2 separate regions of the Mus musculus genome follow, and region 1 is linked to region 2. Evidence: chromatin loops called from intact Hi-C (ENCODE). Cell type or tissue: heart. All regions are shown on one strand.

Region 1 (8,000 bases), 2.0 Mb after region 2:
TGCTCTGAAAGTGTCTACATATTTCCTTTTTTGAGCCTTTTTATCTTAACCTAGTAATACTAGCCTGGAACACTGAATTGAATCTTCCCTATTTTAGTTAACACAAATCAACATATCTAATACAGTGTTTCTAATTTTTTAATGCTAAACACTGACATAGAATTCAAATTATTCTTTGGTGGGCAGACTACCCAACAGTTCAATGAATGATTTCTCAGTTCTAAAACAATAAGAAATATGTGCTTTCCTACGCTTTTAAGCAACCACTGTGAAAAGGTCTTTACACCACAAAGGGATTGTTATCAATCAGTTGAAAAATAACTACTATTAACTTTATGATACAGCCTTGCAAAAATATTCCTGACTTCCACGTATGTTTTCTGTGAGGCATATCCTGGGAAGATGCAACATATATTCATCTGAGTATCCCAAGTGCAAGTTGAAAACAACCAAAGCAAACTTGTAGAAATTTCAGCTTTATTGGAGTTAGTTACAGGACAATAGGAAAGGACTTGTTGACCAGATCACAAGAGACTCATAGTCATTTGTTATCCTATAATGTGAAACAAGCATTTGAGAAGAATTATGATTACTGGATACTCGAAGCATACTTCACATCTGTAAGCATACTTATAGGATAAAGAATATGCTGACTGGGTGGCTCAGTTTGCCAGATACTCTTTTAAGTATAATTTTTCTGAATTGGGTCATTTGAATTAAATATACAGAGTGTTACCAGTTTTATTAGATATTTTGAGGGTTTTATTAAAGACCTTAAATAGTTCCCTTTTGAAATGGATTACTTCTGTCTCAATGAAAGTGTTACACAATACTCTCTTCTGACTTCCCAACTTGTCTTCATCTTGTAATATTTGAGGGTGAACAAGTAAAAGGGTATCATGAAAAGCTTTCTACATTTCCACATGTTCAGAGTTTCTCACAGCATAAATAGTTGACATTACCTAAGATTTGAACATTGCATGAAAATTTTCACAAGATTTTCATAATCATACTAATTCTCTAGTGTGGAGCCTCAAGTGTTGCCAGGACACTGTGAATAAAACATATGCCACATTTTCCCCAACAGAAATACTTTCCCTTAAAAAGTTCTTAGATGTTTTCTCTGACCTGAAATGAAGTCAAGAATATTTCTTCATATAATGCATGTGTTAAGTTTCTAGCCTGTAAGTATTAACTGTTACATTCTAGGATTCATACCTTCAATATATTTGAAAAGTTTCTTCTTTCACTTTATAAAGATCCTCTACTGTATGAAATAACTGATGATTTCTCAGCCTCACATTGTATTGTATTTGTAAGGTTTGTAACTATTTGTAAGGTTTCTTTCTCTACTGTATGAATTCTCTGATGAATTCTTAGATTGTCTTTGTTAGTAAACCATTTCTCACATTCACTGCATTTGTAAGGTTTCTCTCCTGAATGAAATTTCTGATGAATACTAAGATGGGATTTTCGGGTAAAGAATTTGTCACATTCACTACATTTGTAAGGTTTCTCTCCTGTATGAATTCTCTGATGCATACTAAGATTGGATTGTCTGGTACAGCATTTGTCACATTCACTACATTTGTAAGGTTTCTCTCCTTTATGAATTCCCTGATGAATACTAAGATGGGATTTTTGGGGAGAGCACTTGTCACATTCATGACATTTGTAAGGTTTCTCTTCTGTGTGAAGTCTCTGATGAATTCTCAGATTGCTTTTGTTAGTAAAGCATTTCTCATATTCACTGCATTTGTAAGGCTTCTCTCCTGTATGAATTTTCTGATGAATACTAAGCTTGGCTTGGTAGGTAAAGCATTTGTCACACTGACTATATTTGTAAGATTTTTCTCCTGTATGAACTTTCTGATGAATACTAAGATTGGATTTTTCGGGTAAAGCATTTGTCACATTGACTACATTTGTAAGGTTTCTATCCATTATTAATTCTCTGATGAATTCTCAGATTGTCTTTGTTAGTATTTCTCACATTCACTGCATTTGTAAGGTTTCTCTCCTGTATGAAATTTCTGATGAATACTAAGATGGGATTTTCGGGTAAAGAATTTGTCACATTCACTACATTTGTAAGGTTTCTCTCCTGTATGAATTCTCTGATGCCTTCTCAGATTGCCTTTTTCAGTAAAGCAATTGTCACATTCACTGCATTTGTAAGGTTTCTCTCCTGTATGAATTCTCTGATGAGATCTCAAATTAAATTTTTGGGTAAAGCATTTGTCACATTCACTGCATTTGTAAGGTTTCTCTCCTGTATGAATTCTCTGATGAATTCTCAGAGTGCCTTTTCTAGTAAAGCATTTGTCACATTCACTGCATTTGTAAGGTTTCTCTCCTGTATGAATTCTCTGATGCCTTCTCAGACTGCCTTTTTCAGTAAAGCATTTGTCACATCCACTGCATTTGTAAGGTTTCTCTCCTGCATGAATTTTCTGATGAATATTAAGATGAGATTTTTGGGAAAAGCATTTGTCACATTCAGTACATTTGTGAGGTGTATAATGGGGGGATTCTAGAAACACATTGCTAGGCTTGTTACATTTAGAAGACTTCTCTTGAATATTCATGTGTTCAAGAACAATGTACTGGCTGTCTTGATCCATGACCTTCCCATACATTCCATATATGCAATGATTTCCTGAAAAAAAAAAAACGGGTGGGGGGCAATTAGAGGTGACATGATTTACTTATATAAGGAGTAAGGGATTCAATAATCAGTGATCTCATGGATTTGTACTCTCAAAAGAGGTTTTTTTTCCTTTTTTTTGAATCATTACATGTATCCTCAGAAGAACCTCAAATATGATTTATATCAAATGACTGGAAATGATAAAAGCCTGCCAACTTTTATTTTCAAATTTGACATCATACCCACCTCAAATATAATGACCCAAAATTGCTCCTCTCTTAAAGAAAAAGAGGGACAAAGAATGGAAAAGAGGCTGAAGGTAAGGCCATTCAGAGACTGGACCAAAGAGATGCAGAACCTGTACCAACCATTGGACTGAGCAAGGGGACTAAAATGAAGGAGTTAAGGTAAGGACTGAAGAAGCTGAAGGGCTTTGCAACTGTGTAGGAGGAACAACAATATCAAACAACAAGACCACACAAGGCTCCCAAGGGTCAAATCACCAAATAAAGAGTTCACATAGAAGTACAAATGTCTGCAGCTTTATATATAGCAGAGGATTGCCTTATATGGCATCAACAGGAGGAGAGTCCCTTGGTACCATGAAGGCTCAATATCCCAGCATAGGAGAATCCTAGGGATATGAGGTGGGAGTAGGTGGATTGGTGGGAGGGGAGTCATCATAAAAGCTGGGGCGAGGGGTGGGATATCGAGTTTCCAGACAGGGAATGGAGAAGGGGCATAATATTTGACATGTAAATAAATAAAATGACCAATAAAACAGAAAATTGTACTCTGCATAAGTTGGGACAAATAATGATCCATCTGTAGTGAATTTTCAGAAAGTAGAATTCTAAACAATATATCTCTAATTTTATGGTTACAGTTTGATTCAGAGTGACACTGAATCAGGTATAAATTTGGTCAGGTATAAATTTATGATATAACCATTAGTGTCAGGGAAACCACTAAATAGGTTTGTTTCAACATCCAAAATGCTAGGATAAAGATCACGTTGTCCTAGATCTAAACACAGAGATCAAATGTCAAAAAGTTAAATAAAAAAAAAAATATTGGCCAAACCAACAGCTCTATATCCACTTGAAACCTTGTATATTTTTAGATTCATAAATAAGGGAACATTTTAAAGCAATAGTAAGATTTTAAAATTGCAACTATTGTATGTATAGAAATATAATTTCTTCTTCTGGATATTTAAATTTTTACTTGAACTTTTTTATCTTGACTGAAGCTTGATAAGTGATAAGGAGTGATCTCAGAGAATATAGCACTAGTTACTTTTCCAAAGAAAGCAGAGAAATGTAAAGGAAACACAATGAAAAAGTTATGATTTTAACTAGAATTTCCCTCATTCAAGGGTCTCTGGATATCTCAGAGCATTTACATAAACACATAGTAGGAAAACTCAGAGAGAGATACAGGAATTCAACAGTAAGTTCATTCTTACGCACAAACAACAGATTGTTGTAATTCTCCAACATCACATCCATGTACAATGTCCTCTGAGCAAAACTGAGACATTCCCATTCCTCAAGTGAGAAGTCCAAGGCCTTGAAGGTTAACAGACGCGGGAATGGAAAACTACCTACTTGATACTGGAAAAAAAAATGCTTTTTTAATTTAAAAAAGAAGTAATCAAGATATCCTTTCTTGCTGGGCGTGGTGGCGAACGCCTTTATTCCCAGCACTTGGGAGACAGAGGCAGGCGGATTTCTGAGTTCAAGGCCAGACTGGTCTACAGAGTGAGTTCCAAGACAGTCAAGGCTACACAGAGAAACACTGTCTTGAAAAAAAAAAGAAAAAAAAAAAAAAAAGAAAGGACATTCATTTATGTTTGTAAATTGATGGTTTATGTACAGCACCATAGTTATCCTCTCTAGAAAATTTTTACTAATATTGTTCATGTGATGAAATACAAAGGTTAAGAAAACAGGACTGAAACCAAAAAGAGAGGAAAATAACAATTTCTATATTGAAAATTTACCACAGGGACAGTATCTCTCTTGAGACAAATAGATTTCAGGTGTCAACAGTGATTACTGTGTGATATGAGCCATGAAAAAAGAGTTGTGAGAATACTGAAATCTATATCAGCTCACAATCACAATAATGGTAAAAGAAAGACATTTTCCTTCCATCATTTGTGACCCTAGGGAGCTAATAATATATTTACTATTAGTATTTAAGACAGTGGATTTCATGTAATTTTAGCTTCTACAAATTCTACTCTTTCATATCTTCTTTAGTGATGTGAATTTATACTTATTTCTATATCCTCATTCACAAGCTTGTGTTTTAGAAACCTGAGCATCCCTGAAATGCAATTTATATGGCAGAAGAGACCTTACTTCACACTAACATAAAAGGACAGAACTTATTCAGCATAGAAACTATCCATCAATATGTTCTTTGAGCATCATTCCAATAGATCCTTTTTGAGACATGCAGGTAGCTAGTCCAAGGGAATTATATGTCCTCACAATATAAAATCAAGTTAAAATATAAAGATGTTATATACATGAAAGACCAAAACATTAAATTTTCATTATTACAGAAGAAAATAAAGATCATAGAAAATAAGTTCTTTAGATAACATTCCATATATGGAGAATAAAACTTTTGGATGATTTGAATTAAAAGTTTTTTTTTTTTTAAAAAAAAGAAATGTGGAAAGGACACTGACCTGTGGCATGTTTAGCAGAGACACACATTCTTTTTGTTGAACTTCTCCCAGGTTTTATGTGAAGAACAAAGATTGAATTCTTCTTGAAATTTCACATCAAGAATTGACTATTCGGTCCCTTCTGTTTGGAGCCAGCACTGACTCACCTTGGGCGCGAGTCTGAGGACACCACCAAGGTCCCCACAGGACTCTCCACAGGATCGTAGGACCTCTGGTGAGTGGAACACAACTTCTGCCAGGAGGCAGGTTCGAACACCAGATATCTGGGCAACGTCCCTGGAAGAGGAGAGCTTGCCTGCAGAGAGTACTCTGACCACTGAAACTCAGGAGAAAGCTAGTCTCGCAGGTCTGCTGATAGAGGCTAACATAATCAATCACCTGAGGAACAAGCTCTAACCAGAGACAACTATAACAACTAACTCCTACAAAAAAAAAATCAAAAAACAAAAAACAAGCTGGTCGTGGTGGTGCACGCCTTTAATCCCAGCACTCGGGAGGCAGAGGCAGGTGGATTTCTGAGTTCGAGGCCAGCCTGGTCTACAAAGTGAGCTCCAGGACAGCCAGAGCTATACAGAGAAACCCTGTCTCGAAAAAACAAAACAAAACAAAACAAAACAACAACAAAAAAACCTAACTCCAGAGATTACCAGATGGCAAAAGGCAAACATAAGAATCTTACTAACAGAAACCAAGGCCACTCACCATCATCAGAACACAGCACTCCCACCCCACCCAGTCCTGGGCACCCCAACACACCTGAAAAGATAGACCTGGATTTAACTTATATGATGGTAGAGGACATCAAGAAGGACTTTAATAACTCACTTAAAGAAATAAAGGAGAACACTGCTAAACAGGTAGAAGACCTTAAAGAGAAAGCACAAAAATTCCTTAAAGAATTGCAGGAAAACACGCCCAAACAGTTGATGGAATTGAATAAAACCATCCAAGACCTAAAAAGGGAAGTAGACACAATAAGGAAAACCCAAAGTAGGGCAACACTGGAGATAGAAACCCTAGGAAAGAAATCTGGAACCATAGATGCGAGCATTAGCAAAAGAATAGAAGAGATGGAAGAGAGAATCTCAGGTGCAGAAGATTCCATAGAGAACATCGGCACAAAAATCAAAGAAAATACAAAATGCAAAAAGATCCTAACTCAAAACATCCAGGAAATCCAGGACACAATGAGAAGACCAAACCTACGGATAATAGGAGTAGATGAGAATGAAGATTTTCAACTTAAAGGGTCAGTAAATATCTTCAACAAAATTATAGAAGAAAACTTCCCAAACCTAAAGAAAGACATGCCCATGAACATACAAGAAGCCTACAGAACTCCAAATAGACTGAACCAGAAAAGAAATTCCTCCTGACATATAATAATCAGAACAACAAATGCACTAAATAAAGATAGAATATTAAAAGCAGTAAGGGGAAAAGGTCAAATAACATATAAAGGCAGGCCTATCAGAATTACACCAGACTTTTCACCAGACTATGAAAGCCAGAAGATCCTGGACAGATGTTATACAGACACTAAAAGAACACAAATGCCAGCCCAGGCTACTATAACCAGCCACACTCTCAATTACCATAGATGGAGAAACCAAAGTATTTCACGGCAAAACCAAATTCACACATTATCTTTCCACAAATCCAGCCCTTCAAAGGAAGATAATAGAAAAAAACCAATACAAGGACAGAAACCACGACCTAGAAAAAGCAAGAAAGTAATCCTTCAACAAACCGAAAAGAAGACAGCCACAATAACAGAATGCCAACTCTAACAACAAAAATAATAGGAAGCAACAATTACTTTTCCTTAATATCTCTTAATATCAATGGACTCAATTCCCCAATAAAAAGACATGGACTAACAGACTGGCTACACAAACAGGACCCAACATTTTGCTGCTTACAGGAAACCCATCTCAGGGAAAAAGACAGACACTACCTCAGAGTGAAAGGCTGGAAAACAATTTTCCAAGCAAATGGTCTGAAGAAACAAGCTGGAGTAGCCATTCTGATATCGAATAAAATCGACTTCCAAAACAAAGTTATCAAAAAAGAAAAGGAGGGACACTTCATACGCATCAAAGGTAAAATCCTCCAGGAGGAACTCTCAAATCTGAATATCTATGCTCCAAATGCAAGGGCAGCCACATTCATTAAAGAAACTTTAGGAAAGCTCAAAGCACATATTGCACCTCACACAATAATAGTGGGAGACTTCAACACACCACTTTCATCAATGGACAGGTCGTGGAAACAGAAACTAAACAAGGACACAGTGACACTAACAGAAGTTATGAAACAAATGGACTTAACAGATATCTATAGAACATTTTATCCTAAAACAAAAGGATATACCTTCTTCTCAGCACCTCATGGTACATTCTCCAAAATTGACCATATAATTTTCCACAAAACAGGCCTCAACAGATCCAAAAATATTGAAATTTTCCCATGCATCCTATCAGACCACTATGGACTAAGGATGATCTTCAATAACAACATAAAAAATGGAAAACCAACATTCATGGGGAAATTGAACAACACTCTTCTCAATGATACCTTGCTCAAGGAAGGAATAAAGAAAGAAATTAAAGACCTTTTAGAGTTTAATGAAAATGAAGACAAAAC
Region 2 (8,000 bases):
AGAGAGAATCTCAGGTGCAGAAGATACCATAGAAAACATTGACACAACAGTCAGAGACAATGCAAAATGCAAACAGCTCCTAACCCAAAACATCCAGGAAATCCAGGACACAATGAGAAGACTAAACCTAAGGATAATAAGTATAGAAGAGAGGGAAGATTCCCAACTAAAAGAGCCAATAAGTATCTTCAATAAAATTATAGAAGAAAAGTTTTCTAACCTAAAGAAAGAGATGCCGATGAACATACAAGAAGCCTACAGAACTCCAAATAGATTGGACCAGAAAAGAAGTTCCTCCTGTCACATAATAATTAAAACATCAAATGCATAAAACAAAGAAAGAATATTAAAACTTGTAAGGGAAAAAGGTCAAGTAACAAATAAAGGCAGACCTTACAGAAAAGAAAGAGCAAAATTAAGGATGTGGAAAGAAACAAATGATACACATACTGACCAATTCTGTGGAAAGACTGTGGGCCACAGGGTATTTGTGTTTCCAGTACCATAGTGTTCTTGCATAATAAAATAAAGTGAAAATAAAAATAAAGTAAAAGTGTAAGCAAAGCTAGTTTACTCAAGCAAATGGCAAGTGTTCTCATGCAGTGGGGGCAGGAGAGTGGGGAAGGTAGAGGAGGAGAGGGAGAAGGAGAAGATGAGAGAATATAGCAGTACAGCTTTGCCACAGATAACTTAAGGGCAAAACAGTAACTTCTGGTATTTGCTATTTTCACTAATTATACATGCCTTTTTGCCTGGGTTTTAAGAAGACTGAAAGGGTTGCCTGCGTTTCTGCCTTGGTGATAAGTCCTTTATTTCTGAAACATGTCTGTTCTGAAAATCTAAACACTGCTCATAAGTGACACCGTGTGAAGGTCTTCAAATGTTTAAAATGTTAAATCACATACAAACTAAATATCCTCTGCTTGAAATAAAAAATATGTATTAGCTACTTCTCTTATATGGTGAAAAAATACTTTAACAAAGGAAACTAGGAAGAAAGGGTTTATTTGTCTCTGAGCTTGAGGGCATATTGCACTATAGAGAGGCAATTCTGGCAGCCGGGACATTTGACCGCAGTTCACACTGCATCTGCATCCAGGAAGCAGAAAGAGATGGGTGCTGATGCCTAGCTTGCTTTCTCCTTATTCAGGCGAGAGAGAGAGACAGAGAGAGAGAGAGACAGAGACAGACAGACAGACAGACAGAGACAGACAGTCAGAGACAGACAGAGGAATAGAGACACAGAAAGAGAATGAGAATGTTTTGGCTAATTAAAAGATAAAAAATTTAATAGAAATACTTAAATAGAAAAATCATTTTCGAGTCTTGAGATAACTCAGCCAGTAGAGGCAAACAATCACAGGACTTGCAATCTGAGTTTGATCTGTGGATCTCACAAGGTGGAAGGAGGAGAATCTATACCTTAGAGTTGTCCTCTGACCTACAGAAGTGCCAGGCAGGACCCTCCCTCACCCCCCACCACTCCAAAGGGGTCTGGACATATGGGTTTTAATGTACTTAGCATGGAAGGCTTATCTAAAACTAAGACAAGTTCAGAAGAATTGCCATAGAAGACAAAAACCAAAGCTGTTAGAATTTAAAGAATACTTCAGGCTAGTTTTGGAAGCCCTACCTACTTTTCTGAATGCAACAATTCTCTTATTTGAAACATTGTCTCATTATATCAAAGGGAAACATGAAGTGTGCAGTAAAGATAGTTAGGGAGGTGGAGTAAAGAGGAGAGGGTTTCCCCACCATCAAGGTGAAGGCCAGTTTGTCCACTTTCTCCTGTTTTCATTTTAATTATAGGAATTAGAGCTTTGGAGCCGAAGAGATGGCCGAGCCACTAAAGACTAGGTTCACAAACAAAAATATAAGAAGTTGGAGATTTGTATGGAGAGAAGAACACATGTCCTAGTTTATGTGGCAAATTCTCACTTACACACTTCCCCTCTCCAATATAAATAGTGCCTCCTTCCACTACTTGAAGATTATCTCAGCTACAGATGAAAACTAAAAGTACCCAAATACATACAAGCAGCACTTATTGGATATTTGTTTCAGAAGTGTGTGTTTGTGCGCTTGTGTGTATGTGTGTGTTTATTTCATGAAGTTGAGGGGAAAATGTGCTGGGGGTGAGTTCTCAAGGGGCTGGAGGGGGGCCCAGTAGAGTATGTATATACTCAACCTATATTGTATACACATATGAAGAGAAGAAAAATCATTTGCTTGACTCTGGCACCCTCTGGTGATTAAAGCATGAAACATCTTTACACAAACAAGTTTTCCTAAAAGCATTAGGACATTCACATTCTGATATTGCTTATTCCTAGAGGGGAAAGTAACACAAACTATTAACATTCCAAATTGGACCATCTAACAGTCCTCACTGAACCTCAGCTTTGAATTCCACATCCTTAAACGTTGTCACTATCGGAGTCTCACCACCACTGCCATCTTTGACACTGTCCAGCATGCCTTTTGTCTCAGATCTCAGTAACTCAGTACACAGATGACCTTCCCAACACTCTTCCCTGCTTCTGCAAAGTTCTCCCAGGTAATGTCTTGGGGGTTGCCACCCCAATTTCTCTCCCTTTCAAGTCACCATTAGTAACCCAATTCTTCCTCGAGACCCCTCAAGAAGCTGCACACCACTCCCTCACTGTGCTGCATCCTATGTGGTCTTCTTTAGTTCTCATGTTCCCACGCCTGCTGAAAGTCCACAATCTTTTGTTGTATTCACACCTCTGAGAGCACCTAAACTCCCTCTTTTACCTAGGCAGACTCTAGACAAAACCCACTAACTCTAACTTCTCTATTTTTTTTCCATCCTGCATGAAACTGGGGAAAACATAAAAAATAATGACTCATCTGATTTTAAATTCAGGGTCAAGAATTCTGATGTCTCATTGGTATCCAGCTGATACTGTATGGTGGCTAGCCTCAGCCTTTTGCAGTCTCTCTCTCTCTCTCTCTCTCTGGGGGGGGAGGGAGGGGGAAGAGGGAGAAAGAGAAATTCTTGCTATGTGTCACACCACTCCTGTCATTGTCCTTATTTTTCTATTTCAATAGTCATCTGATTCATTCATTCATTCATTCATTCATTCATTCTCCCAATCATATTCGCCCTCCCCCCATGCACATGTGTGTATCATTCTCGAGTGATAATATCATTTCCTGCTTTACTGAGAAAATTGAAGCAAAGGGGAACTTTGAGATTACTGGCAGTGCCCACCTTATTGTAATGAGAGGAGCAGTCTACCTTTCTAAGTAAAGACCAGAGCAGCTGCTTTGTATCAAATTCCATTTCTTTCCTTGCTCAGTGACAGCCCTTTCCTCTTTCTCCTCTGTGTCATCTTATAAATATGAAGTCTTCCGGATCACTTGGCACAGCATAAACATGCTGGTATTTATTTACCCCATCTCCAGTCGTTCTCTCTTTTTTTTTATTTTCAGTTTTTTCAGTCCTTCTCTTAATCCCACATTTCCTTCCAATTGTTCTATTGCTCTGAACTCTTTTACAACAACACTCTTCAAAAATCCCCTCAAATTCCATCAGCTCTCTAGTCTTGTCCTTGGGTTCTCTTTCAAACCCACTCTACTCAAACAAAGAGATTAGTAATAAATTGCTGACTTAAATGTGAGATGGTTTTGTAGGCAGCAATAGATAGATATCTGGACTAACGATCAGAGACAGTAACTTGGCCTCCTCCAGAGGGAGCGATCTCATCCTAAAACCATGCTGCTTTAGGAGCTGTCCACTTAGGAAGAGCTGGGGATGTGTGGCTCCTGGGGGTTGTAATCATCAAAGCTAAGTATGGCCTCTCGTATCTGTAATCCCACCACTAAGGAGGCTGAGTCAGATGAACAGCAAACAGCAAGTTTAAGGCCAGCCTTAGAATCCCAATCACCCAAAGAAATTAAATCAAAGTCATTGATGAGAGCACAATTCCCAAGGAATTAGACCCCAAGGATTTAGAATATAGCATGTTGGTGGAATAATGAAGGTGGCAGTAACAGTTTGAAAAGGATAGCTAATAACATTCTAGAGTCTGCAATTGAAAAATCAGAAAATCTCTAAGAAAATTTTGACAAAAGATAGCAACATTTACAGAAATAATGGGCCCATTATGTTCAGCTAGGGGATGGGGCATGTCCATCTTCAACTTGACTCTCTGGGATAATACTTCCATCAGTACATTAAAAATTCACTGATGAGAGTCAGCAGGTGGCATAGAAGCTAAAGACACTTGCTGTTAAGCACAACGACCAAAGATCAATCACTAGGACCCATATGGTGGAAGGGGAGAATCAACTTCTCCAAGTTGTTCTCTGACCTCTACACACGCTCTATAGTATCATTGCATGAACCCCTAACCAAATAAATGTTTAAAAATGAATAGACTGGAACTAGAGAACTGGCTTAGCTGTTAAGAGTGCTTGCTGTGTAATCATGAAAGTCAGAGTTTGAATTGTAGCATCTATGTTACAAGTTGGACGTCTCATGTATGCCTGTAACCCCCACTCTGAGACGGGCCAGAGACAAGAGAATGACTGGGGATTGCATCCATCCTACCAAGGAAATGAGTTTCACATTCAGGCAGAGGCCCTGGCTCAAAGAAGTAGGCACAGGGTAATAAAGGTGGGTATGTTGACTCTCTCTTCTGGCCTTCATGTATGTAGACAAATGTGTGTACTTACAATAAGAATGCATACACTTGGACAGACACATATATACATACATACATACATACATACATACATACATACATACATACATACACACACACACATACATACATACATACATATTTTAAAACTGGTAGCTATGGCTCACATCTAATAAATGCTTTGGTGAGCCAGACACAAAGAAGACATAATAATAGATGACTTAGATCTGAAGAACTCTGTAGGTCAGACAGAATGGTAGGTGTGATTGACATGGAAATGGATACCCTAACCTCAGGGCGACAGCAGTGACCTCAAAGGCCAGCAGGTACAGCTTCACTGTTAGAGAGAATGTGGTACAATTTCCAGGGTAAGCTAGAGGGATGAGAGGTAACCAGACTTCTCTGACCCGTTGTTGTACTCTATGGCAAGAGCACAATAATCATGGGACTGAGATCTTCATGACATACACAGGGAAGCAGAAACTTAGGGGGCCAAAGCATGCCTTACGCCCAATACTCAGCACTAAGTCCATGCAGAGGCTGAGAGCCCTCTGAGGAGCATATATTGGAAGTTTTTCGTTTTTATTTTTCTATAGTGATTCTTTTTATTTTTCAATTTTGAACACACACACATATAAAATATACTTTTTTATCTTTCTCCTCATTATCCTCCTTTACTCCCACTCTCCACTAAATTTTGTCTTCCCCCTTCTGGTTATTTTTGTGTGTATGTGTGTGTGTGTGCGTGCACGCGTGTGTGGTGTATATGTGTCCCATTGTATTTAATTAGGATTGCTTGCATGGCGGGGAGGGGATTATAAACAGATACAAATGGAACCTGAGTCTTAGATTATAATTATTATGTTTAAAAAGTGTGTTTTATTTAAGAATCTTACATAAGAAGCACAATTGATCCTGGTTGAGAACTACTGATAGAAACAAGTATTTATCAATAGTTACATGTGGTGAGCCTTAGTAAATGTCAATTCTCAGGGTATATTAGCTCATCAGCAGGGTGTAGGTCAGTAGGAAGACATCCTCACAACCCTGGTTCAAGTACAGCAGCACCACCCCTCACAGAGCCATAAGGAAAATACTGATTTAAGAAACCGCTCTCCAGGATTCTGATTTAATAGGATTAGGATAATGTCTGTGGATTTGCAATTAATACCCAGTAATAATCACCATAAGTTTGTCAATTAGTGCTGGTCTAGAAATACACTTTGGATAATGCTGCCCCAACGAGATCTACTCTGGGCGACTCTTGGTCAAGGAAAGAGTCCACACTTACAGGGGTTATTAGATATGGCCTCTAAAATTGTCCACCTGACCTGAACTATTCAAAGACTGAGCCTTGCAGAGGAGTATGTAGGTTGCAGGCCTTGCAGAGTGGCAGCTGTGATGGGAGCGAGCATTAAACGGGGTTCTCTTGAACATGCCCTTCTACTCCCAAGAACACAGAAACAATGCAAGTATGAACCCCAAATCCAAAAGTCCCAAAACTGAAGTATTCCATAGTCTGAAACATTTGGAGTAATAAAATGTTGAATATTGTACAAGTGGCCTTCTGTGACACATCACAGTAAAAATGCAGGTACAGTTACCTGCAGACTGTACTGCAAAGTGTATGTGAATAAGGAAGTGTGAACACGTTTTGCACTTAGATTTGGGTCTGACATAAGACTTTAAGGAATACATGCACACATTCTCAAGTCTGAATCACTTATGGCCCCAACTATTTTGGATCAAGGGATGCTCAGCCTGTACTGTGTCCCTAAGAGAAGTGCAGAGATTAATTCCAAAAATAGAGAGGATAGCCAAAACCTTCCCCTAATTCCTATTTAAGTCATCTCCTTAGAGGAAACAAAAACAAAGTAGATTGCTAGATCATTACAGCCTCAATCAGATTGAAATGCCAATCTCCAAGGCAGCACAAGACTAAGATTTTTAATATAGACAACATAGCATCTAGTACCCAGTATGCAGTCACTAACCTAACAAATATTTCCTAACTGAAAATCTGACAACTGACACAGAATATAAGGATATTTGTATGTCCACTGAAGCACACCATTATGGAGATTTTAAAATATCAGATGGCTAAGATAACTGACTCTGGGAATGCCCATAACATTTTTCTCCAGGCTTTCTCAGAGTCCATCAGTGGTTCCATGTCACAAATTGGCTCTGGCAGCATACAAGGATAACACAGTTGCACTTAAAGCATGCTTTTCACCTTTCTCAGGGTGCTCTGCCTATCGCTCTTGCAGTGTCTCCAGTCTACCAACAAACAAAGCCAATGCTAAGCAATTGTTGTGAAACAATTACCCAGGATGACCAGGTGTCCCCCTAGCTTCAATAAATGTACACTTTTCCAATCCAAGGAAGATCAACTTAATCCTTCCAAGGATAATCTCACACTCATGGTGGAAGTTTAATTGTCTGGCCTGCAGACCCTCTGCATTATTTTCATGACACTAAAGAATACTTTATCTAGCATCACACTGCACATCACTTCCTTGCAACTAAGAACAAGGTTATTGTCATGTATTTGACATAATGTTGCTTCTCACGACAGGCATATATATACGGCATCTGAGGTTTGGAGATACCCACATGTTCCCAAAATTCACTACATACCCCTATTATGATGAAAGAGCTGACTTCATAGAACAGTGAATGGGCCTGTGGAGGGTGCCATTAAACTGCAGTGTAAGCTGTCGCCTTAACCCAGCAATAACTATTGACTACAAATGCCCAGCTGTGGGAACCATAAAGTGATTACTCCATCTACACTGGTCTTCTGCTTCACCCATGCTTTTCTCCACTGCCTGCCTCTCTCTCTGTCTCTTCAGACTGCCTTCAAATAGCTGTCCATAACACTTTGTTGTTAAACCTCCTTTTTGCCTCCCTGAATAACTTTTATACACTGTTTCATACATTTATTTTCCTCTTCTTTATTATAAGTTCCAACAAGTAGGGATTTCTGGTTCTGTCTTCTATCACCAGTGCCAAAAAGAGTGCCAGAGTCATAGCCGGACTGACCTGGAGAGTAAAGAGTACCTCTGCCTACGTCATGGATGCTTGGTAAACCTCTGCTGTAAAAGATCTAACAGAAGACATTTCAGACTTCTGAGCATGTAGCTTCTGTTCTCACCACTCCTCTCTGGTGTTGTGACATAAAAGCAGAATGGGCTGCTAACTAAATGTGTGATGTGTGGAGAAGAAAGAAAGGCTTTGCTCAAAGATGAACGAACATACAGTAAAGGAGACACCTACACCCTAACCTGGCTTACAGCATCTAGGAACTCCTTGAGAGAAACTTCTAAA

What was found. Hi-C counts contacts between places; a loop is a spot of excess contacts. Peaks named below come from ENCODE experiments on the same cell type or tissue, not always from the same donor. Only the 100,000 strongest peaks of a DNase experiment are listed, where the experiment ranks them.
Region 1: a loop joins it to region 2, with 6 times the contacts of the local background. A loop is called at or near these places in 12 of 42 quality-filtered maps.

What each region holds. Positions count from the first base shown.
Region 1 is chr4:145,444,126-145,452,125 of GRCm38, reverse strand. Gm42346 reads right to left here. Exons shown (of 3, transcript XM_030253952.1): 3 at 877-2,659. The coding sequence starts at 2,639. The coding sequence ends at 1,980. Among named protein-coding and RNA genes, the nearest start is that of Gm42346, 36 kb to the right of the region's middle. In heart, no CTCF peak of the experiment used is centred here; no DNase peak of the experiment used is centred here.
Region 2 is chr4:147,420,368-147,428,367 of GRCm38, reverse strand. No RefSeq gene overlaps it. Among named protein-coding and RNA genes, the nearest start is that of Gm46898, 13 kb to the right of the region's middle. In heart, a CTCF peak has its summit at 2,238 (motif pointing left); DNase peaks (open chromatin) are centred at 2,597, 4,587, 4,997 and 6,857.